2 separate regions of the Homo sapiens genome follow, and region 1 is linked to region 2. A link is a contact called in ENCODE Hi-C data. All regions are on one chromosome and are shown on one strand. Each heading gives the region's core, a stretch centred on a gene start or an enhancer-like site at or near the end of the contact. The rest is flanking DNA. Distances are from core to core; before and after follow the strand shown.

Region 1 (6,454 bases), core at 3,248-5,747, 55 kb after region 2:
AAGAGCCATCACTGGGTGAGCTGCAGGAGCAGCCCTCCTCCTGCCTTGCAGCCTCCCTCTAGTGCCCCCTGTTGGCAGAAACAACAGAGAGCCAGCTGTCAAGGAGCACTGTGATTTGCAGATTTTCTGATTTCCAGCCCAGTATAATTGAACAGAGACTAGAAGGGATCGTTCAGGGCTGAGAGACAAGAGCTTCATAAATGGTAGACGTTATTGTGCTGCCATTTCTTTATTGATAAAACGATGAGACTGAACAGATGGTGTGCAGGGAGCGAATGATACTCCCATTTACCCCCTCTCCTGGGCTTCTATCACAGCAAAAAGATATAACTGATCAAGTTCTCCTCTCCTTCTCCCCTTTCTCCACTTGACAGTGAGCATCTTGAGGCCTAATATGTTACTTCTCCCAGTAATTGTCTAGTGCAAAGGACAGTTCTTGGTGAGGGCTGCTATTCTATGCTTGAACTATATAACTACCAGATTTGGACATGTACTTAGGTCACCAACTATTTAATGACCACCGAGGGTGTGTCCAGCCCTGGGCCAGGGACTGCAGAGAAGAAGGACATGCTTGAGGTGTTGACTGGCTGTGAATGAACTGACAGTCTTCTTACATGAGTGACATGAACCCAACAAGCAAAGAGCAGGTTCTCGCTTACGTGACAAAATGTCTCAAATTTGGGTAGGTTCAGGTAGAGTTTGAGTTCAGGAAAGGGAGCATGATCACATGACTTGGAGTAATTGTTTCTTACCAACCTCCAATATACTCACTTAGAGACACCATTTCTCCAAAAGTATGTGTGCTTGGAAAAGCTATTTTATTCTGCCATCTCTAGAGGCTCCCAGTGTTGTGCCTTCCTTGGCATCTTCTTCCCGTCATGAGCCCAATAACGTGCAACTTATCATGTTTTAAAAAATTAAGGTGGAGATATCAAGAGAACATTCAGAAGTTACTTGCTCATGGCTGCAGAAAATCTGCAACAGAGAAATCACCTTAGGAGCAGCCCTGGGTGCATCTTCACCAAATGAGTGAGCACAGCTGACCTTTTGCTAGAAGGTGTCGCTGAGCTCCTTATCTAGGCCCAGGCCAGAATGTAACCTTGCAGATAAGATCCCATGGGAGAGCTGCCCATCTCTCTGACAGTGGGAACATTGTTCCCTGGCCTCAGGGAAGGCTTCAGGGAGTCATTTAATGACGTAGCGTTTGATCTTCAGGGTTTGCAGAGAAAGATAAAATGGCCCAGAGGAAATGAAAACATTCCTCTGGAGTCACCTGCCCACGTCAGCAAGATGCAGGAACACTGGATTGAACAACTGAGAAGTACTCTGGTGCTTGCTGGATTCTTTGAGATGATCACACCATTGACATCACTTTCCCTGATCAGAATACTGACTCTTTATGCAGGAATGGGGCTGTTCTTTACATAGAGCCCTCAGGCACACTCCATAATCTTTAAAGATCGAAGTATGAGTTACATAAAACAAACCCCAGGAACCTGAAATGCATAGCTTGACAGAGTTTTCACATGTTTACACTATGTGACCAGATAAGGTCATAGACTATTTCTAGTACCCTAGAAGACTTCTTTAGGCTCCCTCCTAGGAAGCTCTCTTCACCCTCCCATTCTGACCTTAGATTAGTTTTGTCTGATCTTGAATTTTATATTTTATGGATTTTAGAAGAGAATACTCATTTATGTCTGGATCTTTTGCTGAATATTGTACAATTTCATTTTTACTGATGGAGAGACTGGATACAAGTTCAGAGAAGTGTTATGGCCTGAACAAGGTTTTACACCTGCAGTCCTATAATATTTTCCATTTCACAGCTAATTCGCTATAATCCATATATCCAGCCATGCATACCTCCATTCATCTAAACCTATCATAAGCAATGGCTTTGTGTCAGGGATAATTCTAGGTCTTGGACATATAGATATGAGTATGTCACCCCTACCCTCAGGGAGCTCCCAGTATAGCGGGAGAGAAAGATTTCAGGTGGATAATTAAACAGGACTTGTGAGGGCATAGAACAAGAGCTGTATATTTATGTGCATACTGAGAGGAGGAATCTGTGACTGGAGGGCTCATCATGGAAGGGATGACATTAGAGCAGAATTGCATTCTTGGACATTTTTCTTGTTTTTTCTTGCCAGCAGGGATGCAAATTCTAAGAAGACAGGATTGGGGTCATCTTCTGTGTACATCCTATAGCACCCTGCAGTCATGGAGCTAGCAGGAAATTATTGCTGAATTCACAGCCTACAACCTTTAAACATTGTGAAATGTCTTCTCTAAGGGCATGAGTAGTACACCTAGAATCTTCTAACTAGACAGAAAGCAGAAAGTGACAGGTTCCCATCTTGAGTGATTTGATTAGATACTTAGAAAGGCTATAAAGATCTTTGGCAAACAACAATGCCAGTTTCTGCAGAGTTCCTGGTGTGGAACCTTGTAGCCGGAGAAACATAAGGCCCTGGATGAATCTCTGAAAATCGTGTCTGCCAACTTGCTTCTCTAGGTGAAGCAAGTGAGAACTTTTACAAGACTTTTTTTCATCCTTACAGGACATTAGAAAACACATTGTGGCAAACACATCCTAAGGTGACTTGCAATGAATATAACCCCTTTATAGTAGCCCCCCTGTATAATCCTCTCCCTTGATCATGGCAGATCCTGTGCATCTAACCAATAGAATATGGCAAAAGTAATGGGGTGTCACTCCTATGATCATGTTATGTTATAGAAGACTCTGTCTTAGCAGACAGAAGAGAGTGTCTCTTGTTGGCTTTGAAAAAGCACACAGCCGTGTGTGAGAGGGCCTGTGAAGAGAGCCACATGGCGGGAAGCTGTGTGTGGCCTCTAAGACCTGAGTAGCCTCCAGCCAGTAGTCAGTAAGAAGCTGGGTCCCTAAATCCTACAGCTGCCAGGAAATAAATTCTGCCAACAACCTGAATGAGCTTGGATTCTTCCCCAGGCAAGCCTCCAGATGAGAATGCAGCCCATTTGACACTTTGATTGAAGCCTTGTGACCCCGGAGCAGAGGACCCAACTAAATTGTGTCTACACTCCTTACCCACAGAAACTGGGATATCATTAATATGTGTTGTTTTAAGCTGCTAAATTTATAGTGATTTGTTACAAAGCAATAGATAACTAATACATGCACGTATCTGCAAACACTGATTGTCTCAAAACAATCCTTGTGTGACACATAGTTCTACAGAGATTGTAAGTCTTATATACACCATACATAGGCTGTAGAATAATAACCAATGAATTATTTTTATGATTTGAAGTAGCATTTTACTTTTATACTATTGTGGGCTCTGACTTATCTAGGAAGTAAGCCAGGGCATTGCATTGTTTAGGACATAAGTTTAATTGCCCTAAGAGAGACCCTAAATCAGCCCCTTTTCTAACATTTGTAGAGCTCAGGACAAGAAGACAAATGAATGAAATACCATGTCTAAGTAATTAAAAGTTATAAATTGCTGTTTAATATATTCTATTCAACTATATTGACAATATATCTTTATAGTGACATGTGGAAAGCTATGGTCTTGATATCATTGAAAGTTGGCAAAATGTTAAAGGTAATAGAATTTATTATTATGCCTGTTGGGTATTCTGCTAATGGACAATGTTTGGATGAAACAATAACATATACATATAATTCATAAATTATATATACTATAGCAAATTTTCTTGCCTTCATTTCAGAATAATCCTTAATTAATGTTGCTTTATATAACTAGTGTTCAGTTGTCAGTAAGGACCTAAAAGACTAAAAAATTAAATGTGTGTCAAATTTGAATGAATTACTATCAAAATGTAAATTTAAACTAATAAATCAAAATTAAAACATTCTAAATTAATGTTTTTCAAAAATTTTAAACAGTATTTAAAATATCTAAATATCTAAAATTTAAGATCAAAACACATGAATAATACCAAATTTTAAATTTAAATTTAAATAAGGTTGAAATTGTTACTTAATTTTTAAAACACTTATTTGAATCATATTTTTATAAAAATAAAACCATTTTTAACTCTAGCTTTTCAAGTATATGTAGTTGCCAATATAAAGGATCAGTTTCACCTGTATCAAAATATCCCGTATACCTCATAAATATGTACACCTACTACATACCCACAAAAATTAAAAATTTTAAAAAATCAGTTTCACATGTCACACGTATTATCTCTAGACCTATCTAGATGTGTATATATTTAAAGGTTACGAATTGTTTAATATTGCAAACTATTCCATAACTTTCATATGTAACTCTTGTGGTTATCACACTACTTCAGTGGTACTGGTAGAATCAAGAATTGGAATATGAATAGAATCAAGAAAATGAGGATTCTTCCCTTCTGGGAAGCAATACTTCTTGGTTATTCAGGAATCTGTTACATTGCTGGTCTCTGAGGGAGGAGTTGTTGAGTCAATACTTAAGGGCTGGCACTGCTCAGATTCTCCCTGTACTCTGCGTCTGTCTCTGATGTTGGCGATGTCACAATCCCCAATCTTTCACAACATTTGGACACAGTAGCCTTTTGTTTTGAGGACTAGGGCAAGAGATGTGGAGAAATGTTTCCCTGAAGGCTGAACATTAGTCACATAAGTGGATGTTCAGGTGCCCACTCGCTCGTGCTGTGTCGGTGCCCAGCACTGGGTCCTGAGCCACTGGGTGCTCATGTGTTCTTTCATAATTGTGTTGGGGGGGGAGATCCAGGGCTTCCTGATGAAGGGATCCAGTGCACATGCCCTCTTCTGTCTAAGTTGTGGTGGAAGCTGCAGCCCCGAATATTAGTTGTTTAAACAATTCAGAAATTTACTTCCTTCTCATATAGCACTACAGGACAAGCAGTCCACCATGGCACAGCAGTTCCACAGCCTTGGGGACCCAGGCTCCTTCTATCTTGTTGTTCACTTTTCCTGAGATATTGTCCTCATGGGCATGGCTCAGAATGGCTCCCATTGTGCCTGCAGTTTAGCCAGAAGGAAGGAAAAAAGGATGAAAGGCAGGACATGCCCCTCTTTTTCCAGACCTGATCCTGCAGCTGCGCACATCAATTCTACACACATCCCGCTGGTCATAAACAGCTGAGAGATGGAGTTTTCCATGGGTGGCCTAGGGTCTAACTCAAAGTTATATTTCTGTGGAAGAAGAGGAGAACGCCATTTGGGTGACAACTGGTAATCTTTGCCACAGGTGTATTTTTTAAATATAAATTTGGGAGGGATAATGATAATTTAGATTCAAGGATACAAGGTTGCCCAAGTTCAGTTCTGCTTTTTCAGAACAACAGACAGATAGGAAAGAGCTTTGAATGGTTTTAAGCACATTGCAGGCCAGAGGCTACCTGAAAGGTGAAGCTGAGGTCCCTAACTCTTTCAAGATACCTTGGGGAAAAACTGGGTTCAAATCTACAACCAGCCACAAACTAGTAAGGTGACCGAGCCAGTTACAGTACTGCTCTCAGCTTCAGTTCTTCTTTTTCCATAAAATGAGGGATTTGGACTAAACTTCTGGTTTACAAACTGGGTTCCAGGGGACCTTAGGATTCCTCAGTGTCACTTCAGGTGTCGGGGACTGGCTTTGAACACTTCTTCCCTGTGTATTTATTTGCCAAAGAAACTCCATTTTGATTGGGTATATGTCTTAAGGGTCTGTGTAAATCTTCCTTTGGGGGGATAAAAGGGTGGGGCTTCTAATGCTACAAAGAAAGTTGAAAGATGCCTGGACAGTGTGATACCTAGTGGAGGCAGCTTGGCATCACGTCGGATTGCCTGGATTGAAATCCCAGCTCTGCTGCCTAGCTTCTGTGGCACCTCAGGCTGAAGTACTCAACTCTCCTCAGCCTCTGGAATGGGATTTCCTCATCCATAAAATATGGTCATTGTTATTTACTTCTCAGGATTGTCCTGAGGCTTAAATGAAATAATATATTTAAGAGGGCTTGTATTAGGGTTCTCTAAAGGGACAAAACTAATAGGATAGATAAATATATGAGGGGGAGTTTATTAAGGAGTATTGACTCACACGATCACAAGGTGAAGTCCCAGAATAGACCATCTGCAGGCTAAGGAGCCAGAAAGCCAGTCCCAGTCCCAAAACCTCAGAAATAGAGAAGCCAACAGTGTAACCTTCGGTCTGTGGCCAAAGGCCTGAGAGCCCCTGGCAGGTCACTGGTGTAAGTCCAAGAGTCCAACAGCTGAAGAACCTGGAGTCTGATGTTCAAGGGCAGGAAGCATCCAACATGGGAGAAAGATGAAGACCAGAACACTCAGCAAGTCTGCTCTTTTCATTCCTGCTTTTATGCTGTCAGCTGATTAGATGGTGCCACCCAGACTGACGGTTCTGCCTTTCCCGGTTCCCTGACTCAAATGTTAATCTCGTCTGGCAACACCCTCATAGACATACCCAGAAACAATACTTTGTATCCT
Region 2 (6,760 bases), core at 435-2,934:
AAAAAAAAAAACAAAAACACGCTGGAGGGGGACTCTGAGCTTTCCAGGTGTTGATGGGGGTCAGTCTCTTCATTCGGACTCGCCAGATCCTCACTTTGCAGTTAGTGGGCTTAAAGTGGCGGGACATTTGCCCTTCTGTTTCTTTTGGATTAAATGAGCAGCCTTGGGGCCTCTTATTCTTCCTTCATAGAAGAGATGTTATAAAAATGAATAAATCAACACAAAACATTTCATATTTATGCCTACTTGCTGAATTGATACTACTTGTAATGAAAATCAAGGAAGCAAAATGTTAAAATGTTCTCTTTGGGGAAGACACATTGGAATGTCTTACCACAGATATACACACACTCGCTTGTTACACACTCCTTCCTTATCCCTAACTATTCTCTGAGGTTAATGAAGGTCCTGATAACTGCAGTCTCTAACTTAGCATATCATCCTAAACCTACTACCTGCACACATAGGAGTCGCAGCGCAACTATGTACTAATGGCAGCCAACACTCATTACCCTTCATACCACCATCACTGTGCAAACCCTTAGTGCATTTTCCAATATGATCCCACAATCCTTCATTTTTATGTTTTGCCCACGCTAAAATTCGACAGCGAATTCTTGCAACAATTATTAAGCGTCTGGAATTGTATTAGGGTCTGGGGGTAGAGGTGGGGGACGAAGCGGGAATAACTGCAGTACACAGCAGACCCTATGAAAGTGCCAAAACGCAGGTCTCACTCGGAAGGCTTTGGGAGTTGGGAGAGGAGAAGGCTCATGGGCAGCTAAAGCCACCAGTGACCTCATTATGCAATATTTAGGTTATCAGACTTTTCTATGCCTAGAAAAGCAGCGCCTCAACCATTCCAACGGGACGCACCGCGTTCAGTGACGACCCTCATCGGTGCCCACAGCTCTGGGCTCGCTGAAGGCACCACAGAAGCACCAGTTATTACCAGTGTTAGGGTCCAGTGGCTTCTTCTGTCCCTTTCCTCTGGATCCCAAAGTGTTGGTTCTCTTTTGTTAGTTTTATTCCGGTCATGCCAATGAGCACAGATTCACAGCCCAGGCGGCCCGCTCGGAATCCCAGGCCGGCTGGGGACCGGTGCACTTGGGCTCCGCGCCCCCTCGACCCTCGGCCCAGTGCCCCTTCCCGCGCGCGCGGGTCTCCCCGGTTCCAGAGCCCACCGGTCCCCGCCGGCTCCTTCTCCCCACCCACCCTCCCACCGGGCCCCCGGCGGCTGCAGCCGCGCGGGGCTGGCGGGGCGGCGACCGGGCTCAGGCAGATCCCCGCTTCCCGCCTTCTCGGCGCCCCCTCCCTCCCGGACGGAGCCCGAGGATCCCCCACCCACGGCGGGCGTGAGGAAGGGCTTCTGAGTGACTGGAGCTCTACCGCGTGTGCCCCGGGAAGGCCAGGCTACCCGGGACGGGGCTCGGCTCCCCAGGTGAGCTCGTCTCCGCGGGACTGGGTCCGGGAAGGCCCCAGGACCGCGCGGCTGAGCGGCCTGGAGGCTGCGGGAGGGCAGAGCAGGGCGCGCGGGAGACTGCCGCCCCCGGGCGCCCAGGGCCCGGCTCCCCAGCGCCACCGCCGCAGCAGGTGGGGGCCCAGTGGGCGGGGGCGGGGCCCGGCTCTGGGCGGAGCCGAGGCGGCGGCGGCGCAGGCTGGGGCCGGGGCCGGGGCGGGAGCCGGAGCCCGAGCTGGAGCAGCGAGCCGGGCTGTCGGGGCGACCGCGGGAGCTCGCCGTGCGCCGTGGCTGGGACCGGCCTGGCCGAGCGCGCCGGCGCCGCGGCCGCAGACAAAGGGCGGCTCGCGCCCGGGCCGCCACGCTCTCGGGCTCTGCCTCGGTAAGTGGCTCCCCTCCGCTGGCTTTCTCCTCCCGCCGCCTGCGCCTCTCGGAGTTCGGCGGGCTCCGGAGAAGCGGGGAAGAGATGAGACTTCCCCGCCCGCACTGCCTCCCCACCTTACCCTAACAATAAGCCCCCCAGGCCAAGCCACTGCCAAACTAGCGAGTTTCCGAGCGGCGGGGGTCTCCCGCGGGACCCGCCCGGCTGCCCTGGGTGAGCTCCTCGCCTGCAGACCGCGCGCCGGTGCTGTCCTGGACCCGTTTGGGATGGGAGGTTGCCGCTGGGCTCCTCGCGTTGTGTTTAGGGGAGGAGGACGCAGGGGCCGGGCGCCGCTAGGGGACCCCACCCCCGGGGACAGTCCGGAGCGCTTGGGGTCGCCGAGGGGCAGTTCACACTGCGAGTTCAGATTCGGATCGCAGTCCCGATTATCCTCCCCTCCAGCCTCTCCCTTTCTCGTTGAAGGGTTAATACAGCGTCCTCTCCCCTCGCCACCCGACAGAGGCGCCTACACTGGCGGTAGGTAGCCCCTGGGAGAGGGGGAGTGGGGGGACCCCGCCGCTTTCGCCGCTGGGCGACCCAGAGCCCCAGCCTGCCGGAGAGGGCAGCGGCTCGGGTTTGACATCCCAGCTGGGTCCCGGGCCGGCTCCCTGAGCCTCCTCCCGGGTTGCTCTCTATCAGGAAAGCAATCGGAAGTCAGGCCGGCTTTTGCTTTTGTTCTGCCAGCTACTCTACGGAATCGTAGGTGAAGCCGGGGTGGGCGGATGCCCCGGGAGGGGGCTGTGGCGGGAGTTCCAGGTGCGTCCCCGAAATGACCATTGGAGGCGGCGGCTGTTTCCCGCCCCTGGGTGGGGAATGGATTCCGATCGCTAATCGATACCCTGGAGCCAGCAGTGGGTCAGCAGCGTCCCGACAGAGCGCAGCGGCCGCGTACTGTCACGCGCCTCTCCAGCACTCTCGAAAGCACTACCTCGAGACGTGCATTTCCATTCATGGATCTGTGCCTGGGGGTTGATTAATGTCACCCCTGCCTGGGTTGAGGAGTGTCCACAACTGCTCAGTAGCCATTTACTGGGAGGTTACTGTGTGCAAGGCAGCTATCTTAAATAACCTTAATGTAAAATATACTTATTGAGCACCTACTATGTGAAAAGCAGGTATACTGCAGACTTTTCAATTGAATGGATATGTATTGAGCACCTACCCCGTGCGAAGGTGAAGCGTCATGACGTTCTCAATGTAACAGATATTTATTGAGTACCTACTATGTTCAAGATAGCTATGCTATGACCTTATTGTAATATGTATTTACTGAGCACCTACTAAATACTAAAGGCTTTTTTGCTGAAGGGTTGCCCAGTGTACTTTTGGGGTACGGATAGAAACAAGGGAGAGAAAATATAATATCTTCTGAACCTCGAGTCTTCAACTCCTTTAGTGACCTGCGTTTTAACCTTTCCAAACCGCTTGTGTGGTGTATGAAGGGCTAGTCTTCTACACTTGAGGGTACACTTCTATGCTTGAGGGTTTGTCAGACAGGAGCAGGGCTGAATAGTAAAAAGGCTTGCTCTGGAACCTCTTTCCAATTCAGTTTCCTTGCATTAGAAAAGTCAGCCTCTTTGCATAAAGCACCATGGAGTTATCACAGGGAATCAAAGGGCAATAAGGCAAAGCCCTAATGCTCAAAGGGACAGAGAATCCATGCTGGAGACAGACAAAAAGACACCTCCCTTTTAATGCTACTGTCATACCGTGCTTAAACAGCTATTGTGGGAATACTCAGTGCTTTAAACTAAATAACAAAGCAACCTTGGATCATCTGATCCAGAAGTTCTAGACAACTGACCTAACTCCTAGAATTCTGCTTTTGAGCAGTGAGGGATTAATTGTAATTTTTCTTCATGTCAGAAATTAATTGCATGTATTTTTCAATTACTAAAAAAAAGCAAACAAATAGAAATTAGTGATTTGTATTAATCCAGAACCTAATCTGCTTTAACTCAATTACTCCAGATGCGTGAATCTCCTGTTGGGTTGGTTGCAAGTTGACTCAAATTCGTTGTTTCACTTTTGCTGCAGGTTAAAAGTCTGCCTCTTACAAACCCTGGCTATATCACCCTCTTGTTTCTAACTAAACAAGATTTTCTCAAATAAACTTCATTCTGCATTTTGGCCAATAAAAAAAAAAAAAAAAAAGACACCTCCTAAACAAGGAAGGAACCAATAGGGGAAGGGAGAGGGAAGCATGAAGACAGGGCCAGCTGAACCTTCCAGCCCCTCACTCCAAACTGATACCAGTGATGTTGGGGTGAGAGAGTCTAAGTCCCATCATTGCCCATGGCTGGGGCCCTAGGACTGGAATTAAATAGTTTTCCTGCTAAGAGATTTGATGAATCTGTTACTCTGATAATCTTAGGATCTTGAGATGCACTGGAATATCCAGATTGGCGAGAAAATCATATCCATTAGCAAATATTTGAGTATTTACAATGCAATATAGGCATTTATCAGGGAAATGTAGTCTAAGACGTAGTCTTTGTCTTAAAGAACTCTGGTTCATGAGATAAACATGTAAAATGACAACTTGGGCAGCATATATGAAAAGCCAGGAGCAAATTCCTCCTGGAATTTGACATAAAAAATATTCTCACCACATGGAACTGTGGTTTTTCTCTTATCAGACATTGAGAACTCTCTACGTGCCTTGTATGTTTATCTTTTTGCCTTGGCCTCTAGAAATTCCTGGTAATGGCTTTATCCCAGCTTCTTGGTACAATGATTTTTTTCTCCCTAAATTATTTCTGAGACCTCTCTTTTAAATTCTTTATAAAAAACTATATTACAGGATTTTTGTTGTGAACTTGAAAGCCTCTCTGAAATCTTTTCTGTAAGTAAGCCCGTTATGAAAGATACATAGAAAATATGGTAAGTATTAGATGAATGTGCTCATAAGAAAAGGGGGAAAAACTATCCGGAATTTACAGAGAAAACAAACGGGCTTTGCAAGATGAAATAGGATTCAGATGGGCAAAGACAACTAACAAAGACTTTCCTCCCAAATTGAGGGAAATAGCGTTGGCAAAGGTGTCAAGGAAAACAAACCGAATTTAGAGTACTTTAGGTATTTGATAGATCTTCCTCTGGAATAGTTTCCATTCACTCAACACACGAGTGCTGCTGGAACATTTTACTGTGTCAAGGACTAGGCTAGGTGTCAGGTGGGGGGCATCACCCAGAACCAATTGAGGTTCAGCATGATCCCACAGCTGTCAAGGACCTTTGTCTCCTGTCCTGGCTGTGGGGTAGCACTGCCCTGCATCTCAGCCATTCTTTCAAGCATTCCTGGAGTTTTTTCACCTGAGCTGAACTTGACTGTAATCTTCTTCAAGGCCAAGAATGTGACTTTTTTTTCTCTCTGCATCCCTCCCTCCTTGCAGGTTCAGGCAGAAAGAGTCGGTAGGGTAGGTGACACTTATTTCAGTGACCTCTATTGCCCATTTCGTCACTCCTTCCTGGCCTCATCAGGGCCTGCTATGCTCTCTTCCTCTCCATCATTTTCAGCTGTTGAGAGCCTTTCACTGTATGCAAACTGGTCTCAGGGGAAAACCAATCTGTCATCGGTCACTTTCTCTTAAATATGAATGTAGGTCACTGTGTTCTCTCTTCCAGGGGTCTTTGCACTTTAAGCCTCATAATGGAATGAAAGGCTGTGTTCACCATGAGACAATGTCAGGCACAGACAAGTGGGTGTTGGAGGTAATTGGGGAGGCAAAGTGACTTTCTTGGTGCTCCTGAAACCACCACCCCCTCACATAGCCAGTCTTGGCAAGGGTCCTTGCAGTCCCATGATTCTTGAAAGTCTGGAGGCTTCATTGCTGTTTATCATGGTGCAGTGGTTGAAGTCAGGTAGTGGCTCTCTGTGAGCCACCTGTCAGCTTGGCCCTCATACATTCCACTCCAAAGTTTAAAGCTTTATCGTTTGCAGGGAGAATCCTTGCTTCCTTACCTATATGTGCCCATTATTTTAAGGCAGCTATTCTCAACCTGGGCACTATTGATGTTATGGGCCAGATAATTTTTTGTTATGGGGAGCTGTCCTGTGCATTACAGGGTGCTTAACAGCATCCCTGGCCTCTACCCCCTAGATGCCAGGAGCACTAAACACCAGCCTGCTCCCCAAGTTGTGACAACCCAAAATGTCTCCAGCCATTGCCAAGTATCCCCTGGGAAACAAAATCACTGCTGCTTGACAACCACTGTTCTAAGGGTTATTGGTTATTATGTATCATGCCATATAAGAGAGGCCTTATCTAATGTAATTCAATTCTTTTCAATAAAGAGGAACTATTACATGTGTAATTAACATGGCAGAACTTTTCATATAAGTAATTTCATAAATTAGAATAAATATCCTTTTTTTCAGACCTGATATCCTAATCTGGTTATTATATTAAGTTCATCTTTTGAAGCATAAAGCCTCAAATTCTTCTTTTTCTAGTGTGGCTGATTTATATACCACAACTGTGGGTAGCAGAACCGCCATTACCCACAAGATCATCCCCGCCTGCTGCTTGGGCAGTGCCTGGTAACCACCAGTCGGGAAGGAAAATGGCAGAGGAGGATTCAGTTCTGGTGGACTTGATGCTTATGTAATTTGATGGACCCTCTTTAAGGAAACGACAAAACGATAAGGGGAGCACATTGCTAGGACCCCTCCCAGGCCTTGGAAGGGTCCTGTGAGGACAAGTGATGGGCTCTGAATTTAAGTTTCATTAGCTTCTTGGGAAAGCAGTCTTTGGGAAAGCAGTCTTTGGGAAAGGTTTTGAGGAATGACTGGACAGCTGTGTTTGCAAGAATAGGAAGCTAGTCCTACCTGTGACTGATAGGAGCTAAGAGAATGTTCTCAAAGTATTGACTTAAAT

The links. Hi-C counts contacts between places; a loop is a spot of excess contacts on that map. Pooled maps may share reads with other maps.
Region 1: a loop to region 2 is called in a map of gastrocnemius medialis, with 2.3 times the contacts of the local background. The contact joins the enhancer-like site here to the promoter of MAPK4 in region 2. A Hi-C loop is called at or near these places in 3 of 168 maps with a recorded cell type or tissue (ascending aorta, gastrocnemius medialis and transverse colon) and 2 of 50 pooled maps.

What each region holds. Positions count from the first base shown.
Region 1 is chr18:50,610,479-50,616,932 of GRCh38, forward strand. All of the region lies in intron 1 of MAPK4 (mitogen-activated protein kinase 4), which reads left to right. Among named protein-coding and RNA genes, the nearest start is that of MAPK4, 54 kb to the left of the region's middle. Within about 2 kb of position 4,498, at least 4 of the 41 ENCODE cell types and tissues checked have a DNase peak (open chromatin) inside an H3K27ac peak, as active enhancers do; they include gastrocnemius medialis, where a contact is called at or near this core.
Region 2 is chr18:50,558,403-50,565,162 of GRCh38, forward strand. MAPK4 (mitogen-activated protein kinase 4) reads left to right here and starts at 1,685. Exons shown (of 6, transcript NM_002747.4): 1 at 1,685-1,841.